Linked DNA regions of Mus musculus: regions 1, 2 and 3 are each linked to region 4. Evidence: chromatin loops called from intact Hi-C (ENCODE). Cell type or tissue: gastrocnemius. All regions are shown on one strand.

Region 1 (2,500 bases), 300 kb before region 4:
TGAGAACCAACCAATACTCGTCGTGCCATGGTATGGTTCTCTACATTCTCTTCCCTTACCAACACCAGGTAAAATATCACCTTCTTCCCTACCTATCGGTGAAGATCAGGATGTCATGAGAAGAAGTTCAGAATGATGGCTTCCATGAAGCAGATGTCAGCAAAATGTGGTAAAAATGACTGACGCCTCTGCGCCAAGACTGGCTCAGGCACCACTGGGTCATTTTAAGAATAGCAAAGAGAGAGAGGTTGAGGGCTGGGAGGATATTTGGATTGTGTTGAAACCTTTATCAGTCAAATGCAAGAGTTCCTCCACCTGGTGGAAGCATGGGCTAGAAATCCAAGCTAGAAGCCCAGGCTGGCTAGTGAATCCTTTCTGGGTCTGACCCACAGAAAATGATGGCTACCCTGGTAAGAGGAGGGCCAGGAGGCTTGGCGAGGTAACAGAAGGGTTGACACAGCCTCAGCATGCACAAAGTTAAAGAATGAAGGGGCTGGAGCAATGGCTCAATGGTTAAGAGCACTGTCTGCTCTCCCAGAGGTCCTGAGTTCAATTCCCAGCAACTACATGGTGGCTCACAACCATCTGTAATGGGATCTGATGCCCTCCCCTGTCAGGCTAGTATACATGCAGACAGAGCACTCATACATTAAAAACAAACCAGGGGAAGAATGACCTGGGAGCAGAGAGCACTGCAAAGCATCAGTACGGAGGAGTACGGAGTGTATGGCATTGACGGCTGTCAGTCGGGGGCCTTAAAATTATGGGATGTACCTTTTCATCATTATCTTCGAAAGTTATGCAATTAACACATGGGAAGTTTTAGAAACAGCCATAAAAACTTGGAAACTGAATCTGTGGTTTACATCTTAAGAGAAGTAAAACGTCTTTGGAATCAGGATGGGTGTACACATGTGAGAGTCTCATGATGGCAAAGGGCAGTTGGAGCAGAACTTACAGCGGATCATAGCCTTGCATAGAGTGTCATCTGGGGAGACTGTGTAGTGTGGGAGGTATGGTGCAGAAAGAACAAAGATCAGAATCAGGTGGTCTTGAGTTCAAGCCCTGTGATATTCAATGTTACTGGTGCTCAAAATGCCATCTCTAAAATACCATCACAAGGGGCTTGCTGGTTAAGAACACATAATGGATGCTCTTCCTGGGATGGAGTTCACTGGTAACACAAGGGGACCTGACCATTCAGGTACCAGCACTTACACAAAGAAACACACACACACACACACACACACACACACTCATGAGAGAGAGAGAGAGAGAGAGAGAGAAAGAGAGAGAATACAAATAAATATTAAAACACCACAAAATCACAAAACTAATAATGCCATCAATATGTGATAATTAAATGAACCAGTGAGTACAGTCTATCGAACGGCATTTAGAGCATGCCACAGTTTTGTTATGTATGATTGGACAGTCTCATCTCTTTTGCATTCCCCCTTGTAACTTCATCTTAACACTAGGTGGCAGCAGTGTTCACTTAAACAATTAAAAAGGCCAACGAGAGCTTTCTGGACTAGACACAATCTAAGTGGAAGAAGAGGATGAGGTACCAATAAAACAGGGAAACTGATACAGAGATAGGGGTGAAGATGAGCTTAAACCTGTAGAGGAGAGAGGAAGAAGGGAGTGAGAGAGAGAGAGGTAGAATTTGGTTATTATTTTTAAGTTAGCTTTCAAATAATAGGATTACCCCCAGGTTCTTCATACACATGCCGTTACATTTTCTTCTAGTTCACTATCTTTTCTTACTGCCTTTGCTTATGTCCCCTCCCCGCTAGAATTTGGTATTTCCTTTCCTTTCTTTAAAACAACATTTCACTTTATTTTGATGTGTATGGGTGTTTTCCTTGCATATATGTATGTATGTCCACCATGTGTATGTTTAGATGAGGGCATCAGATCTCTTCGGACAGCAGTTACAGAGGGCCATGAGTGACTACATAGGTGCTGGGATTCGAACCTGGGTCCTTTCATAGAGCAGCCAGTGCTCTTACCTGCTGAGCCATCTCTCCAGCCCTTATGACTTTATTTTATATATTCGGGTATTTTCTCTGCATGCATGTCTGTGCATTATATATGTGCAATGCCCTCAGAGGCCAGAAGAGGGTGTGGAATCCTCTGGAACTGGAGACATCAAGGACTCAAACTCCGGGGTGTGCAGCACCCTCTTCTGAACTCCGAAGGCACCAGGCATGCAGGGGGTGCACATACATACACAGTCTTGACTGAAACTCCATAGAGACCCAAAGCTAGAACCATCAACTCAACAGCTCCAGGATTTCTGGTTGTCAGAAAATAAGACAGATTTAGAATCTAGTTCAACTGAACCCAGGGGCCATCTGGTTACAATGCTCAGCACCAAAGTGGCTCTTGTGGTGGCATATGTGTGCATGCCCAGCATTTGGGAGGTAGAGGCAGGAGGATCAGAATGTTGAGCCTATTCTTAGCCACAGAGCCAATAGTAGCTGCCACATAGGCT
Region 2 (2,500 bases), 570 kb before region 4:
AGTACTGGCTCTAGCTTATCCAGATAGATCCTGTGCCTTTGTGAACACAAGAGCCGTACTAGGTCCAGAATGCCAGAAATTTTACATTTGCAATATATTTTTAAAAAAACAAAACCCTTTATGGATTGTTTGTTTTGGCGTTACTCCACCAAGACTTAAGCAATCTACAAACGCTCTCTAGCAGTGAGCTACATCCCAGTTTTTATTTTTTACATTTACGGTTGTCTTAGGGATGAGAGTACAGAGCAATTTTCTAGCACTTGAGAAGTCCTGAGTAGCCTCGCTAGTGTAAGCAGAGTAAACCCTGCACCCAAGTGCCTATTCGTGCAAAATCCCGATGGAAAGGCCAAAAGTACAGTTCAGTGGCGGTGGACGCGTGCCCAACTAGTCCAAGTCCATGCTTGGCTCGATTTACTGCTTTGAGGTCTCTCCGTCGGAGAGAGGCGTCGTGGTGGCCAGAAATGAAACAGGATCAGGACAAGTCCAGGGCCCTCAGTCCCCCTCATGGTTACACCACTGCTTAACAGCTCCACCACACCCCAGTATCACCACAGCAGGCATAGAGTCATTGCCACATGTGCCTTTGAGGGGCGTTTAAGAGCCAAAGTCTCCAACTACAGCAGAGGACCTAAAAAGAAGGGACTGTATTGGATGAGAAAGTTGCATGTTCTTGAAAGCAAATTGTGCAGGCTCTGGGGATCCGCCAGAAGTTCAGAGTGCTGAGCTGAGAGAACTGAACTCATCACGGTGAAAAGAAACGTAAAGCGGATATACTGGTGTGTGCCGTGCGCCGCGGTGCCTACGCCGAAGACGCTGAGGCAGGAGCAGAGCTTGAGCTCACTAAAGGGAAGGTGGGAAGACCTTTACAAAAGCCTAACCGCTGTTCTAAACTTTCCTTCTGAGCCTATGAGCTCATTTCCTTCACTACTACTCCTTTACCAAGACCGTCCAGCAGAGGGCGCTCCGAGCGTTTACCAATTATTCAGTGGCACTCAATCCCTTCTCCACTACGCAGTTCCAAAAATAAATTTGACCGTTCTTGGGCTAGTTAATTGACTGGTCCTGTTTACTCCAGGAGGACATTAGGACCTAGTGGACTCTGCAGTTTGAGAATAGGCCCTTTCTTAGCTACTCTCCATGCTTAATAATAGAATTAATATCTTATTATATATTGTATATAATATGTATTATTATAGAAATAATAGTAATTTAATAATTTAAATACACACTTTGAAATATTGTCCCTCTTTCTCCCCTTCTTCTCCCTCCCTTCCTCCCTCTTTCTCCTCACTGTATCCCAGCGATACAGAGTAATTTTTCGTGCTTCATTAGCTATATAGCCCACACTGAGTGATAATTTATTGATAATTACGACTTTCTCAAATATTCTCTATCCAATTCATCTTAAATGGTAGTCCGGGATATTTTTATGCCTTCTCCTGGCGGTTTAAATACATCACAACGTTTCTGCATCTAAAGGAGAGATCCTTGCAGGAGAGAATGCAGCGCTGACTATAGCAAATAGTCGGCTTGTCTGGGGGTTTTTAGCTTATGAGATGCCTAAATAATGATGAAGACATCTTGGAGACCCCCTAAAAGAAGAAATTTTCATGGAATAATGTTTAAAATAATAAGTAAAATAAGGGTCAGCAAGATGGCTCAGAGAGTAAAGGCACTTTCCAACAAGCCTGACGACCCGAGTTGTAGCCAGAAACCCACCTAGGCGAGCTAACTCCCACAAGTTGCCTCTGACCACACACTGACTGTGATGTGCATGCACTCCACCTCTTGCCACGCAGAATAGTGTACTTTTAAATTTTAAATTAAAAATAGTAATACATTCAGGCTGGAGAAATAGCTCAGCAGTTAAAAGCCCTTGCTGCAGCTCTTGTAGAAACTTGTGTGAGTTCCCAGCACCCATACCTAATACCATAGGTCGCACGCCCTCTTCTGGTCGATGTGGGTACTGCATGCATGTGGTAGACGTACGCAGGCACACACAGAAATAAATTCATATTTAAAAAATAATAATTAAGAGCCGGGCGTGGTGGCGCACGCCTTTAATCCCAGCACTCGGGAGGCAGAGGCAGGCAGATTTCTGAGTTCGAGGCCAGCCTGGTCTACAAAATGAGTTCCAGGACAGCCAGGGCTATACAGAGAAACCCTGTCTCGAAAAACAAAATAAATAAATAAATAAATAAATAAATAAATAAATAAATAAATAAATAAATAAATAAATAAATAAAAAACAAAAAGGGATGAGGATGCAGTTAAGTTGTGGATTTCACGCATGTGTGAGGCCTTGAGTTTAGATCTCCTGGCACCACAGGGGAAAAGGAAGAAAAGAAATTGAAATACTTTGACTTTCTCCTGTGGGTTATCTAAAATGAACACAGATGATAATGCTGTAAATTTTTATATATCAAAATATATCATATAAAAACTCCATATATAAATATAAGATGTAAAACCAAGAAATTTTAAAGAGAATATTTGTATG
Region 3 (2,500 bases), 180 kb before region 4:
CCCAGGTACGGGGGAGGAGGAGGAGGAAGAAGGGGAGGGGTACAAGGGAGGAGGAGGAGGAGGAGGAGGAGGAGGAGGAGGAGGAGGAGGAGGAGGCGGCGGCAAGAGGAGCACTGGAGCCTGGGAACACAGGACCAGCGTTGGCAGCATGAGCATATGGCCTCCCAGACAACAAGGGGGTGGGGATAAAGAAAAGAAACACAGGACAGAAGTGATACCAAGTGATATAACTTGAGACTTAAATACTTTAGTATTTAGAGATGGCTATTTTTTTTACCAAGTTCAAGAAAAGTAGAAAAATAATAAACCACTTTCTTTTGGCTGATATTTCTTGAAAGACGATATAACTTACGAAGAGAGCCTCCTAGAACCTGTGGTCTGTGCTGAAATTTGCACGTGGTCCCTACACCTTAAAAAAAGATGCATCTAACAAGCCAGGGAACACAGCAAATAATCTGCATTTACTTAAGTGAGGTTAGATTCTATTCCAGCTATTACCTACTATGCAAATTAGTCTCTATTATCTTTACTTCAAACATAGAAATAGGCACAGAAAAGTCAGATTTAGTAAGAGCCCAAAATTATAAGACGAGAATATTACCTAAAACACTGCAGCCTTACTGATGTATAAAATTTTAAATAGACTTCTTATATAAATTTATATTAAAGATCTTTATATTTGGGCTGGAGAGATGGTTCATCAGTTAAGAACACTGACTGCTCTTCCAGAGGTCCTGAGTTCCATTTCTAGCTACCACATGGTGGCTCACGACCATCTGTAATGGGATCTGATGCCTTCTTCTGGTGTCTCTGAAGATAGCTTCAGTGTACTCATATAAATAAAATAAAATTTAAAAAATTTTTTTATACTTTTAATTAGAAACTAATACTAATACCATAAACATAATAATGAATGCAGTAAGTTAGAGCAACATTCTTAAGTTCTAGGTAGATATTGTTGCTCCTGAATCTCTGGGATGGAACCTGACTTCACTTTGTTAAAAATAAAACCCAGCAAGTGTTAGAATATGTTAAAATACAGTGACATCAAACTAGAGTCTTGATTATGGGCACACCTAGTAACTGTTCAGATGGCTAGCTATATTTTTATCCCTAACAAATGTACCCCTTAACTACTGCCACAGAGTTCTCAAAGACACTAAGATCCACTGCTGTAAATCTAGTGATCAGCATGGAAGGTAGAATCTACTCAAACTTCAGAAGAGCTGCAGGACAGGTATCTAGAATAAACAGCCAACGGTAGGCAGAGCCCCCGCCAGAGGGACCTAGAGGTCCAGAGTAATTACAGAGGCTGCATTACACACAATGTGCTGTTTGAGACAAATTAGCAGAATGCTTGGTTCCAATGGCTGATTGGATGGACAGGAAGTGCATCCGAGGGAGGGCTTGTGAGAACTGAAAGGGGTGGAGGATAACTTTATCTAAGTTTCCTTCACAAACTTGTTCTACTAAATGCCTACTTGAAAAAATTAAATTAAGTCCAGGTAATTTCTTTGTTTCAACAGTTTTGAAAAGATGAAAGGTAGTGTGGGCTTTCCTGGATGAATAAACTATTATCTGTCAATCTCAGAGGGAAACTCTACACGTCATAGGAAGCAACCAACCCCTAGGTCTAGATCTGATTTTAAAGGCGCCTTATCCAGAATACAGCATAATCTTTATATTCTTATGAATATTATTTTTGTGAGAACCAATTTCAGCCCAAATGTCAGTAGTCCTCAAATAGCATTAGACCATAATACATGTATTTTTGTTCTTCTCTGAGGCTCTGAGGTGTGCCAGATGACACTTCAATGTTCAGATACTCCACATTCAAGAACAGAATATGTTTTGGAAATAACTACCTTTTTTGTTTGTTTGTTTGTTTGTTTTTCGAGACAGGGTTTCTCTGTATAGCCCTGGCTGTCCTAGAACTCACTTTGTAGACCAGGCTGTCCTTGAACTCAGAAATCTACCTGCCTTTGCCTCCCTGCTGGGATTAAAGGCGTGAGCCACCACGCCCGGTGATAACTACCTTTTTAAATGCATTTCCCACCCCCCTGCTAAAAGTCACTTTTCTAATAATATCACGGTAGAGGCTAGACTCTAAAATTTCAGCAATTCATGGCATTAGTTTATGAAGCTCAGTGGTCAGCGGACCTCTGGCCTCTGAGAGCCCCACCCGTGAGCATCACAGGCTCATTAGAAGGGAGATAATCACCTATCTTAGAAATATCAGGGTGTTCCTCTACTTGAGAGATCATGGCTATAGAATAAGTTTTCATCTAGTAGAGTCCAACTCAGTTGTAATTTAACTCAAATTAATTGAGCATATAACCAGTTAGGAATGCATCCCTAGGTGTTCAGAAAATCAAAACAAAACCAGAAACCAGAAGCGAAATCTCAGTAAGATCGCCTACAACTAAAAAGTGGAAAGAGCTTTATGTAGTACTAAGGTTTACCATGGAAAGTCAGTAAATGGTTACAATTAAAATCGGTT
Region 4 (2,500 bases):
TATATATATATGATAGGTGGATGGATGGATGGATGGGTAGGTAGAGAGATAGGTAGATGGATAGATAGATGATAGATGGATTGGATAGGCTGCCACAAAGTAGGGTGAGTGGAATTCCCCATCCATGAGGATACGTGGGACTTTAGCAGACGTGTTCTCATATAGAGCTCAAAAGATGCACAAGAATTATTTTTAAAAGTTCCTTTCTGCTCTTCTTATAATGGGATTTTTATTATATGTGGGAAAGAGTGAAGTAGGAAGATGTGGTTTGAACATGCTTGGCCTACAGGGCGTGGTTCTATTAGGGGGTGTGGCCTCGTTGGAGGAAGTGTGTCACTGTGAGGCGGGGCTTCGGAGGTCTCCTATGCTCTGGCTCCTGCATATGTAAGAGAGCTCTCTCCTTGTTGCCGGAGGATGCCAGCCTCTCTGGGTTGCTTTTGAATCAAGATGCAGAACTCTCAGCTACTTCTCTAGCACCATGTCTGCCTGGATGCTGCCATGCTCCCTACCACGATGATAATGGACTAAACCTTTGAACCTGTAAGCCAGTCCCAATTAAATGTTTGCCTAATTTATAAGAGTTGACTTGATCATGATGTCTCCTCACAGCAGTGGAAATATTAAACAGGAGACTTGCCTAAAATCAGTGTAAAGTAGGGCATGTGGTAAGAAGTCCTTAAAGGAAGAAAACAAACGGACAAACAAATCAACAAACCGACAACCCCTCCCCCCCTCCCCCCAGGCTCCAGGTTACTTCTGCCTGCCGTCAACAACTGAACTTTGACCATCTGAGGACAAAATATGAATGGAAGGGTTTAAGTCGGGAAGGAGAAGAATGAAGTAAAGAAAGAAAACTACAGCTTTCAAAAGTCTCCATGAAACAAAAGTTTTTTTGTTTTTGTTTTTGTTTTTAATCCAAACTAAGCAAAACCCGTTCCCGTGTTTAGAGCGCCATCTCCTGGTCATGAGGTCGAATGGCCCTGAAGGGAAAGAACAGAGGACCTGGGCTGGATATTCATCTGCAGTCACAAAGTTTTCCTCTCTAGCTGCTGTGACAGATTACTGATAGAAGAATCTCAAGGGAGGACAGACTTAGTTCTGGATCCAAGGAGTATAATTTCATGGCCGGGGAGGCATGGCCGCTGGGATGATTCTGTTGCTATGGGAGCTTGCTTCTCACAGCCAGCCAATACACCCACAGCCTCCTCCACAGGACTCTTAGCTGGGGACCGAGAATTCAAATGCAAAAGTCGATCTATGGACGATGCTTCACACTCAGATAACGAGAGACCGTCAATCAGTTTGTGCGCCCATAGCCCCCTTCACCACCCAACTACCTTTCTAGAGATTCCTTCCCTCATGTCCTCGTGACAATTCTCCACGCTCCAAAGGCAGCGCCTCAATTTAGAATTCCAGCTCAGAATTCCTTGGAACTGAACGTTTCTCCTGGAATTTGTTAACTCTAGCTTTTGTTTGCTCACGAGTGCCAGCCTTTGTGTGTGTGTGTTGCTTAGGATACCCCTGATGCATATCGGGTGCCTCTGCCTTCTCCCACTTCCTGTCGTGTCTCCATCTCTTCCTCCTTCCTTCTCCTTGTTTTGGGGGTTTTATGGTTGATCCAGGGTTGTGCCCATGTCTGGGAAGTGCCAGTGAGCACTCTTTGTCCTGTTTTTTTGGGAAGGAGTGGTATATCGGCTCCTCCAGGACAAGAATCGTGTCTCTGCTCTGTTCATCCCTCACGTGAGAGGGAGAGCTCAGAGTGCCCAGTGGAACAGACGATAGAATAGACATACTTAAAGAAATGAAAAGAATGAATTGAATGAGCAATTGTTGACTACTTAGTAAATAGACTTTTAAGACTGGAAGAATTCCAAAGACTAGTATATTTGGATAGCTCAGTAGGCTTGTGAATTCACCAATAAGTTCATAGGAAGAGCCTCAGGATATTCCATCGTCTCTTCTCTACCTAGTTTAATTCTGTGCCTTGTGATATGATGGGAAGATACCTGTAAGGCATCCGGGACTCTCACATCCTAGGCAAGAACGTGTAGTTAGGATGATGAAACTATCAAGAGAACATTAAAGCTAAATGTTCCAAAGACTGGAACATTTGAACACTTCTTGTTACATTGTTGAGGGGCCATAAAGTATGGAAGACACTTGGTTATGCAGAGAACAAAAAAATGTGATGGGTGGTGTCTAGGAGAGGGCAGTGGTCAGAGCGCGTTTGTTAGTATGAAAGAGCAGCCTAGGAATAAGGCTTAGCTGTCGGTCCGAGTTGGTGTCTTACCTAGGGGACTGAAGCAGAGAAGTCACAAGTGTTGAGAGTAGCCTGGGCTGCAGAGCCAGATTTTGTCTTTATAAAGAATGCTGCATTTGCTATCCGTGGGGGATACACAGTGGATTATCTTCGCTGCTGGAGAGGGCTCGCTCTCTTAGGAGCACTGGGAGGCAGTGAGCTTGATCTGAGAGGCTGAGGCTGTGCAGTCCTTCCTCTCCT

Evidence for each region. Hi-C counts contacts between places; a loop is a spot of excess contacts. Peaks named below come from ENCODE experiments on the same cell type or tissue, not always from the same donor. Only the 100,000 strongest peaks of a DNase experiment are listed, where the experiment ranks them.
Region 1: a loop joins it to region 4, with 7 times the contacts of the local background. A loop is called at or near these places in 37 of 42 quality-filtered maps.
Region 2: it touches region 4 in a loop (2.7-fold over the local background); 8 of 42 quality-filtered maps call a loop at or near these places.
Region 3: it touches region 4 in a loop (2.4-fold over the local background); 10 of 42 quality-filtered maps call a loop at or near these places.

The regions. Positions count from the first base shown.
Region 1 is chr5:103,658,747-103,661,246 of GRCm38, reverse strand. All of the region lies in intron 1 of Gm42138 (a long non-coding RNA gene), which reads right to left. Among named protein-coding and RNA genes, the nearest start is that of Gm25721, 1.8 kb to the right of the region's middle. In gastrocnemius, CTCF peaks have their summits at 1,460 (motif pointing right) and 2,110 (motif pointing right); a DNase peak (open chromatin) is centred at 2,093.
Region 2 is chr5:103,926,043-103,928,542 of GRCm38, reverse strand. No RefSeq gene overlaps it. Among named protein-coding and RNA genes, the nearest start is that of Klhl8, 16 kb to the right of the region's middle. In gastrocnemius, CTCF peaks have their summits at 948 (motif pointing right) and 1,958 (motif pointing left); DNase peaks (open chromatin) are centred at 952 and 1,962; H3K4me3 peaks cover 591 bases; H3K27ac peaks cover 1,398 bases.
Region 3 is chr5:103,533,436-103,535,935 of GRCm38, reverse strand. The region is part of intron 16 of Ptpn13 (protein tyrosine phosphatase, non-receptor type 13); the gene reads right to left. Among named protein-coding and RNA genes, the nearest start is that of Slc10a6, 95 kb to the left of the region's middle. In gastrocnemius, a CTCF peak has its summit at 1,290; no DNase peak of the experiment used is centred here.
Region 4 is chr5:103,354,580-103,357,079 of GRCm38, reverse strand. No RefSeq gene overlaps it. Among named protein-coding and RNA genes, the nearest start is that of Gm30443, 4.1 kb to the left of the region's middle. In gastrocnemius, no CTCF peak of the experiment used is centred here; a DNase peak (open chromatin) is centred at 973; H3K4me3 peaks cover 597 bases; H3K27ac peaks cover 526 bases.